Linked DNA regions of Homo sapiens: region 1 is linked to region 2. A link is an interaction called in ENCODE POLR2A ChIA-PET data of the cell type or tissue named here. Cell type or tissue: PC-3. All regions are shown on one strand. Each heading gives the region's core, and the rest is flanking DNA. Links, peaks and the distances in the headings are about the cores only.

Region 1 (7,656 bases), core at 1,880-5,879, 250 kb after region 2:
AAGGAGTATGTTCATTATTACTTGATGAGACTACTCCTTTATTCAAAATATCTCTAATTTTTAATAGTTTTTCCTTAACTCATTATGTGGTTTGCAACTTCTTAATAGGATTGTGGACTAGAATACACAGCTACTCCACACCTGACATTTTTCTCTTCACATATCTATCCAGGAGAAAGAGTTTCTTTACACATTTAAAATATTATTTTCACTATTTAAGTAGGCCATAAATCTGATTTTAAATGCATTTGGTATAAAATGTATTCTCAAATGAAAGAATATGATTGAAAATATTGAATTTTATTCATTCTTTTTCATTCTGGCTCTATCTTTGTTAATAATTCAGACATGCAGGAAATATGTAAAGGTGAGATTTCAAGTCATTACTAACATGCATTTGTCAGACTTTTCCTGGAATAAATATAAAGTGGCTTATTTGATACATGTCTTTTCTAGTTTCAAAGATTCCATTGGATTTGCTGAAGCAAACACAAGAGTATGGGGAAGGCCTGAGTATGAGGAAATGGCCAGGAAAAGCATCTTAAACAAGGGTGGAGTTTGTTATTCAGACTGAAGTTTGTGCCTTCTCCATTGATAAGAGTTGTAGATGGAGATTTAAAGTTATATTTCTCTTCCTGGTGCAGAGAAGGAGACACCCTTACAAATGAAGATTGCCTTTATAAATGTAAATTGCCCCTTAAAAGGGGAAAATTTTACTCTTGTCTTCAGAGATTTTCCTGGGCTGGCTATTTGCCAAAGTAATCGGCTCAGAATAACCCTTATGCTAAAGCAGAATGTTTTGGGTTGTCATGTCCTGAACTTCATCATTAGCTAGATTAATACCAATGAAGAACTGTAATCTACCATGTATAACTGATGTTTGCCATCCATAGTCTCTCTGAGTCAGTTATATTAGGTTGGCGTGAAAGTAATTTCGGTTTTTGCCATTACTTTTAGTGGCAAAAATCGCAATTACTTTTGTGCCAACCTAATATATAATTATCAAGAATGGATGATAAAGGCAATATTTGCAATAAAATTAATAGCAATATTTTCCACTGTAGAAAGCCAGATTTGCATAGATTGAAAATTATTGAACTAGAAATTAGAAGACCTCAATATCTGTATACTTGTTTATCATTTGATTTTAGTTCATTCACTTAATGCTCCCGAATTGCCACTTTCTCATCAGTAAATTAGTATTGGATTGGACAATTTTTACATTTGGTTCTTGTTCTATGTGTCACAAAATGCTTTGTAGTCTCTAGGCTTCATTTTGTCTCCCATAAGCCTGGAAGCTAAACAGGAAAATACTGACTACACTGTGTAAATGACAGAAGTGGGGTTGAGGCTCAGAAAATGAAGCCTCCAAATATGGCGCTTTGACATGCTATACTAAACAAGCAGCCTCAAAGTCTCTCCCTGCCTTCCTATCTCTCTGATCCTTTTTCTTTTCCAGAGCACCAGGAGGGGCTCTCTCTGGAAGTTCCTTTATCAGACAGAGAAAACTTCTTCTAAAAGAAATGCAATTGTCTTAAAATCCCCTCTCTAAAAATCTCATTAAATAACCAAGGAAGATTAACTACCAGAGAAGAGAAGGGACTGGGAGTCATCATCACAACCAGACAGATTTTCCATCTATTCTTCTGAGGGCAGTTCCATAAGATTAGCTAGGGAATTGTATCTGCATAATATGACGACCTTTGCCGACAATGCAGTTCTATTCTTGCCCTTTCCATAATTTGTCCACAAGCTATTGTTTGTCCTTTGATCCCGTTCAGCATCAAGAGAATCATTTACAAACCTGTTAGGTCTTTTTGCTCATTTATTTACATCTCTGCATATTTCCCCTTCCCAATGAAGAGGGCATTTAAGCATTAACCATCTGGCCCTTTTCTTGAGTTTTTCATATTTATTTATATGACTTGCATGCATTATGCACCTTAATAAATTTGTTACCTTTTTATCTTTTTAGCTGTCTTTTGTTATAGGGGTGGCAACTTCATTGGCATTTTGAGAAGTTTAAGATCTCCCCAAACTGGCCTAAGACTTGCACTTATATTAACTTCTGCACCTCATTTTATAATGGGGAGAAAATGTATCACCCCTTTTCAATCTCTACAGTTCTTGTAACAAGAATGGGATGACTGAAACACCTGATGCATTCCAGAGCCTACAAATAAAGTCTTGGGACAACTGACAAAAAGCCAACAACAAAAGGTTAAAATCTTTTACCGAAGTCAGTTTTCTCAGCCCTCTACCTGCAGTGCCTGGTCAAGAATAAAAGGTAAAAATTTGTCTTTATTTCTTCCTTTCCAAATTCAGTTTGGCAAAAGCATATTATTTGCTTGGATTGTGACTCTTGTGTACATTTGTGGGTACCCATTTGCTATTGATCCTTTCTCCTCCATGGACTGCTATCGTTTTCCTGTTTGTCTCATTTTGTGACCTGAGAACTTGGCTCAGCTTGCCACCTGTCACAGGCATGCAGATTGTCAAGCCTGCATATGCAGACAGCCAAGCAAAAGGTTGTGGGGGACCATCATAAAAAGTTAAAATACAGACTGTTGCCATCTCTCAAGACATTGTCTAAATCTTCCTTGCTTTTAGTTGTCTTTGGAGGCTGTTTGATTCTGAGAAGATTGTGTCTTCACACCTCTTTGGAGACATCTCATGCATTTTTGGTTAACCAAAGGAGGCTTATTGGTTTTGGTTCTGAGTCAATTGGTAGATACATTTAGCTTGAAAAAAAAAAATTAAGCCAGGACTATTTTCTCTTTGTCTCACTGAAATCTGATAATGAGAGATTTGAGAAGATTTTTTTAAGAGTTCTGTGATAAAAAGTCAGCACAATAGGAACTGATATTCAAGCTATATATTTTTAAAGCCACTCTATTTCTTTCTGTTGAATTTTGTTTCTACTCTTGGGAACTCCTCAGTCTATTGAACTCTTTTTTCTCAAACCCCTACCAACTAGAACTTCACTGGCATTTTGGGAAGTTTAAGATCTCCCCAAACTGGCTTCTCTAAGACTTGCACTTTTATTAACTTCTGCACCTCTTTCCTTTTGACACATTTGATTGTCCATCCAGTTCTCTTTAATCATTGATATGTTCCCCATTCAAGCCTCTACCTCCTTCATTTGGTGGTCACTGGATATAAAATTACTAAGACAAAGCATCAGTGTTCTGGCTATCCCATAAAGGTACCTAGGGAGGCCTTCTAGCAGCACTGAAACCCCTTGAGAAACACAAAAAAAGCATCTCAGACTCCCCTGTTTGGGGTCATCTGTCTTCCTCAGGGAGCCCCAAGAGTCGTGAGTAGGTTCCTCTCAGGTCAGAGGTGCTGCTGTCTTTTACATTGAGATCCCTGATCGCTTTGTCTTTTGGGGATACCAAGAGTCACTTTATACTGTGAGCCAACACTTGATCCTCGATGTGCAGGAACTAATGAGTCACTGGCAAGAGCTGTAATTTTAAAGTAAATGACAGTGGTTGCAATGAAAGGTTATTACTACAGTAGGCAAAATCCAGCCTTCCATCCTCCTCATTTGTTTGTATATTTAAAATTTTAAGTCTCAGATTTCTGCTTGAGTCTAACAGAAACTGACAGTAAGTGGCAATTTGGTGTAAGAAAAGTCATTAGCTATGATGGGCAAGGGAATCTTGGAGCTGTAAACATGACCTGACTCTTGATAGGTGTCGTATGCGTACTTGGAAGCTATGGGAGCCCCACCTTGAGCTCAGCAATACAGTTAAGAAACAGATGTTAAAAGTCACCTAAATAAAATTAATCTCCAAAATAAGGCTTTATGATATTCAGCTGGTTATTTTAAACAGACTTCTTAATTTTCTTCTATCCTCATCCATGTATTTCCTTATAAAATCAAGTTTTAACAGAAATAGATATTTTATTTACCCAGATGAACTTTGGAAACATTCAGAGCTAAAATTGAGCCCACAGCCTCCATAAAATTGATCTCTGATAATAAACAATATTCCCAAGATCTTTCTTGGAGATAAAATATCTATATAAATAAAATAAAACTAACTCAGATACCTTTTATATAATCTAAGATAATCTTTGAAAAATAAAGCTAGTTTTTAAATTGTTGGAAAAATAAAATAAGAATGTCCTCAGAATTTAATTTAGGTATTTTTGCTTGGGTCTATTGGTCAGACAGATTTATACTTTCTCTGCTAGATATTTTAAGGTCATAAAACTGTTGCTTCTGTGATATTTTTGATACTTGCTTAATTTTTCTGAGCTAAAGCTGTAAGGGTTGGTTACTGGGCTCCCCTAAAGCCTTGCACATATCTTATGGCGGGATTATGTCTTTGGTTTTGAGCCTCTGGATTCTGGAGTCTGAACAGATGGCCATGAAGAGGCCTGGGGACATATCAATGTCCATAGTACCTGGGCCACCAGGTGCAAGGCAGATTCAAGCCCAAAATGGCCTTGTCTTTGGCCCAGCTCTATCTGCTGGTCATACTGGAAGAGGTCAGATCCTCCAGGCATTATCTTCATAGTTCTGTCCTCTGTCCTGGGCTCTGTACCTCATATGTAAACACAGGATCCAGATATGCCCTGCCCTTCATAGCCACCCTGGATGCCACATAGGCACATGACACCCAGGGTGACTTTGGGGGTAGGAAGACACTGGGGAGGATACCTGTGTCCAGTATTCCAAATGCCTTGGTTAAGACAAGACTGGCTGATGCAGGGTTAGCCTGGCTTTGCTTTCTCAAAAATAAATAAATAAATAACTTAAGTGGCTAACTTTGTTTTCCATGAGCAACTCAAATATAACTGTTAATAATGAGTAAACTGGGTAAATGGAAATGAGATAGTTGCTTACAAATAAATGTCATTTCAAAACTGTTTTTCAGTAATTTAAAATCATAAGTCATATTATGTTAAATCGGGCAATAGACAATCATGACATGTCCAAGTTGCTTCTAAGTAAGATAAAATACTGAAACATTGATCACTAAACATAGGTTCAAGTTTGTCACTTTTGGCTTTTTAAAATTTATAAAAAGACTAAAGATATTTGGGTTTGCTAGTAAATACTGATTCACATGAAAAATATGTTCTACTAGAAAAAAACTTGTGTTTCTAAAAATTATAAAATGTTTTTATGTTTTTGTATATATGTATTAATTAAAATTGCTTATTTGTATATATGTATTAATTAAAATTGCTTACTTCCTACATTTCTCATGAAAATTTATGGTTACAAAGAGTTAAAATTACAATTAATATATTTAATTAAAACTACTAGATATAAGATAAGCAATTCTGAATACAAGTGTAAAAGTAACATGAGATATGAGGATATGTTTTTGTTAAAAGAAGGAATAATTTTGTCTAGATAAAAGTTATTTAAAGGTGTTTTTTAAGCCTTTGTTGAAATCTTATGAATTCAAAATGTTATGAATTCAAATATTTGTACAATTACATAGTGGCATCACAAAAAATCTTAACTTTTTAAAGAGTACCAGCCTTTTATTTTTGTAGATACATAATACTTTATTAAGTGTACAGTTCAGTGGCATTAAAGAGATTCACATGGTTATGCCGCTATCACCATCATCCACTCACAAAATTCTTTCATCTTCCAAATGGAACTTGTGTACCCATTAAACCAGAACTCCCCATCACCCCTTCTCCTAACCCCTGGCAGCTACCATTCTACTTTCTGTCTCTGTGAATTAATTACACTGGGTACCACATACATGTGACATCATACAATATTTTTCCTTTTGTGACTGGTTTATTTCATTTAGTATAATGTTTCTTTCTTTTAGCTTTTATTTTAAGTCCAGGGGTATATGTGCAGGTTTGTTATATAGGTAATGTATGTCACAGGGGTTTGTTATATAGATTATTTCATCACCCAGGCATTAAGCCTAGTACTCATCAGTTATTTTTCCTGATACTCTCCCTCTTCCCACCCTCCACCCTTCAATAGGCCTCAGTGTCTGTTGTTCCCCATTATGTGTTCATGTGTTCTAATCATTTAGCTTCCACTTATAAGTGAGAACATGTGGTATTCGACTTTCTGTTCCCGCATTAGTTTGCTAAGGATAATGGCCTCTAGCTCATTCATGTTTCTGCAAAGGCATGATCTCATTCTTTTTATGGCTGCACTTCATGTTGTATACGTACCATATTTTCTTCATCTACTCTACCACTGAGGGTCATATAAACTGATTTAATGTCTTTGCTACTGTGAATAGTGCTGCAGTGAACATATGTGTGCATGTGTCTTTATGAGATAGCCACTTATAGTCCTTTGGGTATATACCCAGTAATGGGATTGCTGGGTCAAATGGTAGTTTTGTTTTTAGGTCTTTGAGAAATCGCCAAATTGTTTTCCATAATGGTTGAACTATTTTACACTCTCACTAACAGTCTATAAGCATTTCTTTTTCTAGGCAACCTTGTCAGGACCTGTTATGTTTTTACTTTTTTCAAATAGCCATTCTGACTGGTGTGAGAGGGTATCTTATTGTGGTTTTGATTTGCATTTCTCTAATGATCAGTGATATTGTGTTTTTTTTCTCATATGCTTGTTGGCTACATGTATGTCTTCTTTTGGAAAGTGTGTTTATGTCCTTTGCCCACTTTTTAGTGGGGTTGTTTTTCTCTTGTATATTTAAGTTCCTTATAAATGCTGGATATTAGACCTCTGTCAAATGTATAGTTGGCAAAAATTTCCTCTCATTCTGTAGGTTGTCTGTTTAAGATGTTGATGGTTTCTTTTACTGTGTAGAAGCTCTTAAGTTTAATTTGGTCCTATTTGTCGATTTTTGCTTTTGTTGCAATTGCTTTTGGAGTCTTTGTCATGAAATCTTTAGCTGTTCCTACATCCAAGATGGTATTGCCTAGGTGGTCTTCCAGGATTTTTATAATTTTGGGTTTTACATTTAAGTCCTTGATCCATCTTGAGTTGATTTTTACATATGGTGTAAGGAAGGGGTCCAGTTTTGGCTGGATGCGGTGGCTCACACCTGTAATCCCAGCACTTTGGGAGGCCGAGGCAGGCGGATCACGAGCTCAGGAGATCGAGACCATCCTGGCTAACACAGTGGAACCCCGTCTCTACTAAAAATACAAAAAATTAGCCGGGCATGGTGGCGGGCACCTGTAGTCCCAGCTACTTGGGAGGCTGAGGCAGAAGAATGGCGTGAACCTGGGAGGTAGAGCTTGCAGTGAGCCGAGATTGCACCACTGTACTCTAGCCTGGGTGACAGAGCAAGACTCCATCTCAAAAAAAAAAAAAAAAAGAAGGAGTCCAATTTCAATCTTCTGCATATGGCTAGTCAGTTATCCCAGCATCATTTATTGAATAAGGTGTCTTTTTCCCCCATTGATGTTTTTTGTCTTCTTTGTCGAAGATAAGACAGTTGTAGATGTGTGGCCTTATTTCTGGGCTCTCTATTCTGTTCCATTGGTCTATGTACCTCTTTTTGTACCAGTATCATGCTGGTTTGATTACTGTAGTCTTGTAGTATAGTTTGAAATTGCATAATGTGATGCCTCCAGTTTTGTTCTTTTGGTTTAGGATTGCTTTCACTATTCAGGTTCTCTTTTGGTTCCATATGAATTTTAAAACAGGTTTTTCTAGTTCTATGAAGAATGTCATTGGTA
Region 2 (7,656 bases), core at 1,682-5,681:
GAGAAAAAGAAAAGCATGGAAAATATTTTAAGTGTCACAGCAATTGCCACAGCTGCTGTTCTGTGATGCTCTTAGTCTCAGCAGCAAAAGCTTGATCAAGGGCATGCAAGAATACGGCTGTTCAAGGAAAACAGATTTCTGACTACACTGATTTGATTAGCTTGGTGATCTAGGGAACAGACCATATGGGTATATTTCAGATATAATCACTGCCATTTTTTTGGTAATAAGTGAATAAAGATAAAGTGCTTTATAGTATTACTAAATTATCTCAGATTGCTTTAACTCCCTTTGATTGTACTGCTATTTTCAGCTAGAGATGCAGACAATGATTGAATAAAAGACCTGGATGAAATTCAACCCAAAACTTCATTAAAATTTGATTAATCTGATCAATTTAGACAGCTAAACTAGATAATTCAAGCCTCCAAGTGGATTTTTTTGGATCAAGTAATCATACCAAAATGACTAACCCAGTTTGGCTGTCTGAATCGATCAAGCAAACCAGGTAATTGTAAAATTTCTCCCTTGTTTGCACTGGGTACATAGAGTTCAGTTTAATTGTATGAAAGTGGCTTTATAAAATTCTAACAGAATTAAAGTAGCCATGGAATTTTCTGTGTTTGAATTATCAGCATCTTCTCTTAACAACTTATTTGGCCAGAAATGTGGTTGGAGTTGAGGGTTGAGGAGAAAGAGTGCTGGGCTGTTTATTATCATTTTGTGAGCTCTTTCAGCTTTTTTATCATAGTTCATGTCCCTGTCATGATCCTAATGTCAGGTTGCTAGGTCATTACTTTTTTTCCTCCTTTTCCTGACACACATCTGGAAACCTACCAGCTATTTTCCTACCCAACAGCTGAGTAGGTCTATTTAGAAAGCCAGAACCAAGCAGAAATTCTGAGTAACTGCCCTTCTCCCTATTCTTGACATTTATCTTCCTCCCCTCTTCCAGTATAAACCATGGACTCCCCAACCTGGCCCTGCTTGGAATTAATACAAAGGCAAGCCAACAGGGCAATATAGACAGCATCAGGAACAATAATGTCTCCACACATCTGGCTACATTCCATTCTCTCCTACTACTGCCTCTTTTCTATGTACACACTTCTAATTCCTATCTCACATCCCTCGTATACCCCAATCACATTGGTTTCCTTTTCTCTGTTTTACAAATAGTTGCCTTACTACTACTAACAGCTAATGGAATCAGAGCTTAATAAGTGTCAGTCGCTGTTTTAGCCAATTTGTATACATTGGCTCATTTGATCCTTATTTAAGCACTGTGCACTGGATGCTAATATTGGTCACACTATTAGCATCTGGTAGCCTGGCTGCAGAGCCTGTGATCATAACTGCTATGTCCCTCTACTTCTCAGCAGACCCTGCTACAGCGATGTGCATACCTCTGGTCTTGGCAAATTATTGGGGGGGTTTTCTCTGCTGGTTTTTATTTAGTCCTAGAATAGTGATTCTCTACTGCATGAAGGGAGCTTGAAGATTTCCTCTCTTCCCAGGGCCTGGGGTCACAAATGAATTCTATGGAGCTGTGACAACAGACTCAGGACCAGCGTGGATAATGCCATGGAGTCCCTGCCTCCCCTGTGATTACCCATTCCTTCAGTTCTCAAAGGCTGTGGAAGCATCTGAAGAACAAAAAGCACAGGTGTAAATTGCTGAATACCATTCAGGTGGCTAAAAAAAGCCATCACTGGTTGATGGGCAGATGTAAATTCAGGTGTCTACCTAAAAGCAGACTTAACCAAAGCTCATGCATGTATTCAATCTCAATTGCTACCACTAATATGTGTCAGATACTAGATCAGATGTTGATGTTCTCAGTGTCTCTGTCTGATTCCATAACAATCATCAATTCTTTTTTCTTTGATTCACCTTGTTTTATACACTCATTATTAATTAATTCAACTTTTACTACGTACCTATTGGGTAGCATCAGCTAATGTGCTTAGTGGGAGGATACAATGATAGTTAAAATAGAATCTCTGGTCTGCAGTTCCTCCTATCTTACTTAGGAATCATTGGCATGGTGCCCCTCACAATATTTTATATCCTTTCTTTATGGTAACTCAGGTGTTTTTGTTCATATAGGCCTACAAAAAGAAACTTCCTGGAGTCCCAAATCTCTGGTCATCAGGAAAGCCCTTTAATACTAAACTATAGCCAATACTTCCGTGGCTTACCAGTTTGAGTTTCCATGTCTCTGACTTTTTTATGGAATTCTACACTTAAAAAAAAATGCATTGGGGCAGGAAAGGGGATAGAGGGTATATGTAATATATATGTGTTAGTATTTGTCCCAAATAAGTTTCTAGCTGAATCAGTTTGAGAAGTTTTGAGAATCTGGCAAATGAGGTACTAATGTCTAATTTGTAAATTGTTGTGAAGATTAAATGAAATAATATGTAAAGTGTGCTTATATGAAATAGACATTAAAATTGCAGTAGAGGAGAGAGAGAAGGAGAGCAGAAGAATTTGACATGGGAATTTTTTTTTAGCAGTAAAAGTACTGTAATAATATAGTAACTTCCATGACTAATGCAGAACCAGGATGAGGACTTTCTTAAAGAAACAGTGGTTTTTGTTATTGTTTTTGTTGCTTTGTTTGTTGATGGTGGAGATCTTCTTAGTGAAGTACGAGAATCTATTCTGGATTTTTAAGTTCTTTAATTATATTCCTGCGTGGCTTTCCACGCTTTCTTAGCCTACATCAGAGGCCCCATATTACTGGGAAATTGCTCTGTGCTCATTGCCCTCCCAACTGCCTCATAGGAAGATAGTATTTTCTTTCTGCATCTGATTGCATTTTCTTTTATTTAAAAATATCTCTGAAGTAAGAGATAAGCCCATATCTTTTTGTTTAATTAAAAAAGATTGAGAGAGCCATTGGTGACAGCTAGATTGAGAAGATGCAAGATTTTTGGGTTTCAGAAGCCCAATCTTACATTACGTAAAGAGTTTTTGAGGCCAACAAACCACAATGAAAAGGGCAGGAAACATAAATATATTTTATCCAACTTTTAGGAAACTATACATAAGATGACCAGATACGAGTTCAGTATGAATCCAGCTCAGAATATGATAGGAATAATTAGAGGACTGACTTTGAAAGAAAGAAAAAAGCATTTTAATTTGGTTTTCTGAGGGCTTCTGGGAAGCCTACTGTAGGAAGATGAAATAGATTTAAGAAAGGGCTCAAGATTCAGCAATTGAAAATGTTTCAAGTTAAAACCAACTAGAACAAGGAAATTATAGGCCACTACACTAAAGTGGGAAAGAGACATAAAACTTTTATATGCAGAAATCCTCAAAAAATATAAAGAAATCTAGTAATGTGAACTTGGAGGTGCCATATGTAAAAATAACTAGAAGCAAGATAAGGGATTTTAGCTTTAGCGATGGGTGAAAGAAATGAGTGCCAAACCACAGGAAAAGTATTTTAGCTGAAAAAATAGGCTCTTGAAATATATTATCAGAATAAAGGAGCAAATGAAAAAGCTGTTCTTCTATCAAAATCAGAATTTGAAGATGGGAAGAAGAATTGACATGAGTAATAGACCCAGTGATTGTTACTTCCTGAAGAAGCAATGCCAAGAGAAAGGCAGCTGGCTAGCACTGGGAACCCACTTCCTGGAATAACTGGGAAAAGGCTTGAGAGTAGGATGATAGAAATTAAAACATCAATGGAAAGGCAGGCAAATGATAAGGGAAAATATACACCAGGTCTTAATAACATATCATTATTATTACACAATCTATAGCACACTATTTGACTACATCAAAATCTCTTGCTGTAAAGGGATCATATAAAAAGATCAATAAAACAACACTTTTAAACACTAAAGCAAACATATTCCACATGTTTTAGAAGAAATGAAGAAAAAATTAGTTAAGATGTAAGCTTATTTAGGTCTCTTCTGCCTGGTTGGATTAGTAAAAATTCAAAACAGAGGTAAACGTTATTTTTCTAAAGTAAGGTTGAGAATTTAAATTCAGAGGAGGGCAAGCAGTATGTATTGAAGATCTGGCAGTCTTCTGGTTAATTTTTTTAATGTGGATAGCTTTAAAGTATTTTTTTAACTTTTACTATTAGAATTAACTTTCTATAATATTAACTGTGTTTTGTCAAGTGCCCTCGTTGTGCTATATAAATACAGCATGGAGAAATACGAGTATACAACTTAAGATTTTTCAGCAATATTTATACCAATACATTTTTTGATAAACATAGACTATAGAATTATATATATGTAAATCTATAGATAGATGAGAAAATACAAATCTTCTTTACAGATATTAACTCATTTACATATATTAATATAAGTGGGTCCTTTACATATATTAACTCATTTATTCCTTTAAAAAAGCCTGTAAGGTAAATTAAATTATCGTCCTCATTATGTAAGGTGAGAATACAAAGACCTCAAGATTTGAGGAACTTGCCCAAGATCTCAGAGCCAGTTCCTTTTATCTGAGTCTAAGTTTTCTAGTGCCCATGCATGGGCTTTTTACCACTGTGTTATGCAACCATCACAAAAACAGGGAGGTAGATGTATACTTTTGAAATTATTGTTAAAAGTATAAAAAACACATATTGAGAACAGGGCAGGATGTACTTAATTCTGAGCAGTTGGAGGGAAGGTTAGGAACTTCTTATATGAAAGTTAAGAATTTGCTGAGATGGTAAGGTGGAAAAGGACATTCTTGCAGAGAGGTGTGAGAGATCATGCATTTGAGGAAGAGAGTGATGACAAATAAATGCTGCTGACAACACGAAGCAGAAGTATGTACAGTCACTAACTCTCATTAATTTATTTTCACTTCACTGCAGAGGAAGTAAATATTCATTTGCTAAATTCATCCTCCTTAATCTGAAGCCAAAAATATATTCCCCTCAAGTGAAGTAGACTTCCATATTAACTTTAAGAGATAATAACTAAGCAATTGATTGGTGTGCTGAAAGTAGATTAAATTTCATTAGGATAGCTAAAGTGACTGCCTCATCATTTCAAATTCCAAGTATTGTGATTCTACCAAAAAGCAAAATAGATGAAATGTTTCATGTAATTGATTGGTCAATCTAAACTATATAGATACTACTCCAAAAAACTATTTTTTCTCTTTTACATTCTATCTGTAGAATAAGTCTTCAAGATACTCTATCTTCCTAATAACAGAGCTCTCTTTATTACCATTAACATGTCTGTTTTTGCAATCTCGGTTTTTAAATTATTTGAGCGATTTTTGAAATACCACAATCTGGTCTATTTTTTTCCTGGAATCTTTATTTTATAAGAATCCAGCCAGGTGCAGTGGCTCAATCAGTAATCCCAGCACTTTGGGAGGCTGAGGCAGACAGACCACTTGAACCCAGGAGTTCAAGACCAGCCTGAGCAGCATGGCAAAACCCCATCTCTACAAAAACAAAACAAAACAAACAAACCAAAAAATTAGCCAGGCACGTCACCTGTAGTCCCAGCTACTCAGGAGGCTGAGGTGGAAGGATTACCTGACTCCAGAGGCTGAATCTGCAGTGAGCTGAGATCATGCCACTGTACTCCCTCCTGGGCTACAGAGTGAGACTCTGTCTCAAAAAAAAAAAAAAAGAAAGAAAGAAAGAAAAAAACAAAATATAGACAAATATAGAAAATAATATGATGAAATGGCCATATATTAAGACAGATTAGGCTATGAAAAATTTTTAGTTCTATCAGTTTCTCTCATACTTAAAATCATTGAAGTCTTTTTTAAAATTTTTGAAATGCTGAATCATATTCTCAATGAAATAGGTTTCTTGAGCTGCTTTGGAATTGCCTCTAAGAAAAAGTTAATCTTTAATCTCTTGGTGCATAATCTGTGTCCCAAGTTAACTAAATTAGACAATTGATTTTGAGGTTCACCAAATTTCATTTCTACTTCTCACTACTACCCCAATATTCTACCCCTACTTCACTCTTATTTGAATTCCTTGCATTTTTCCTGGAATAAAACTGTACCTTAATTTTGAAGCCATTCTTGTGACTCTGGTGTCTTCATTTAGTTCCTGCTATTGTTTCCACTACTTCCCAGCCTCCTATCCCCATTAAGAACCAAAGCTCTTTGAAGATTCAGCTCCTGTACTTACACTCACTGATGAGATCTCAGGTACTGATGCCAGACAAGCCAGAATCTGAGTTAGTCACGGTCTTTAGAGAGCCCTCAGTTCCTGATACACAGATAATTCGCCACAAATGCCTCTAAACACCTCCACAGGGGCACCAAATGATCTACTTTATAGTTGCCCACATACTGATAATAATAATAATAAACACACTGTCTGATTTCTCCACAGACTGGGAGCTCCAAGGCTCCGATCCTCCACTCATCAGAGCTGCTCATAGTACTGCAGTTGCTTTCTACCCTCCTACCACCCTTACACTTCAAGTTAACAGCTCCAACAATGAGGTTTCCATGACATAATCATCTCTCCAATAGGACTGGACTCAATCAGAACATATATTTCAAGGACCATAACTGCCTAGATGCCAACTAATGGCAGTGTCTTAGTTAGCTTGGATTGGTATAACAAAATACTGTAAACTGAGTGTCTCATAAACAACATAAATTTATTTTTCATAGTTCTAAAGGCTCAGAAAGTCTAAGATCAAGGCACTGGAAGATTTGGTGTCTGGTGAAGGCCTGCTTCCTGGTTCATAGACAGCTTGTTCTTGCTATGTTCTTACATGGCAGGAAGAGAGAGAAAAAGGTCTCTGGGGTCCCTTTTATAAAGGACATTAATATTAATAAGTGTTCCACCCTAATGACCTGAGTACCTCTCAAAGAGCCTACCTCTTAATACCATTACAATGGGGGTTAGGATTTCAACATATTAACTTTGTGATGGGGGCACAAACATTCAATCCACTGTATTCCACCTTAGCCCTCCAAAATTCATATCCTTCTTACATGCAATATACATTTATTCCATTCCAAGAGCCCCAAAGATCTTAACTCATTTCAGCATCAACTCTAGTCTAAAGTCCAAATTAGCATCTAAATATCATCTAAATTAGATAGGGGTGAAACTCAAGGTACAATTCATCCTAAGGCGAAATTCCTCTCCAGCTGTGCTGGTTATTTGCTTTCCAAATGCAATTGTGTGACAGGCATTGGGTAGACATTCCGATTTCCAAAGAGAAAAATAAGAAAGAAGAAAAAAGAGTGACAGATCTCAAGCAAGTCCAAAACCTAGCAAGCCAAGCTCCATGAAACCTTAAACCTCAAGAACAATCCTCTTTGGCTAAATGTTCTGCCTTCCAGACACACTGGGGTGGCAATGTCACCCGCACAGTTTGGCTGGGTCCTGCTTGCCTGGCTCTTTGCAGCAGCCTCACCCATGCCTTAGTTCTCTGTCAGGGAAGGGGTCCATTTTAAGCAGGGATCCTAAATTACCACAGCCCCAAAAAAGGCTCAGATCCAGGGAGTTGCCTCTATCAAATGCCATTGGCTGAAAGATATTGTCAGCCTAACATGTTGCAGTTTCCAAGAAAGATGAGGTAAGAAGGAAAATAATCTCTCCAGGACACCTGGAAAGTCTGAAAATGATAAACACCATGACAATTATATTTTTGTATGGAGGTGAGTGCCTCAGTGCATACA

The links. ChIA-PET counts read pairs that join two places held together with the same protein. Peaks named below come from ENCODE experiments on the same cell type or tissue, not always from the same donor. Only the 100,000 strongest peaks of a DNase experiment are listed, where the experiment ranks them.
Region 1: POLR2A ChIA-PET joins it to region 2 with 6 read pairs; 3 of 35 experiments call an interaction of 5 or more read pairs at or near these places.

What each region holds. Positions count from the first base shown.
Region 1 is chr1:219,388,828-219,396,483 of GRCh38, forward strand. It overlaps a transcript of LYPLAL1 not described here. Among named protein-coding and RNA genes, the nearest start is that of LYPLAL1-AS1, 160 kb to the right of the region's middle. In PC-3, for the core only: no CTCF peak of the experiment used is centred there; no DNase peak of the experiment used is centred there.
Region 2 is chr1:219,140,342-219,147,997 of GRCh38, forward strand. The region is part of intron 3 of LYPLAL1-DT (LYPLAL1 divergent transcript); the gene reads right to left. Among named protein-coding and RNA genes, the nearest start is that of LYPLAL1-DT, 30 kb to the right of the region's middle. In PC-3, for the core only: no CTCF peak of the experiment used is centred there; a DNase peak (open chromatin) is centred at 3,610.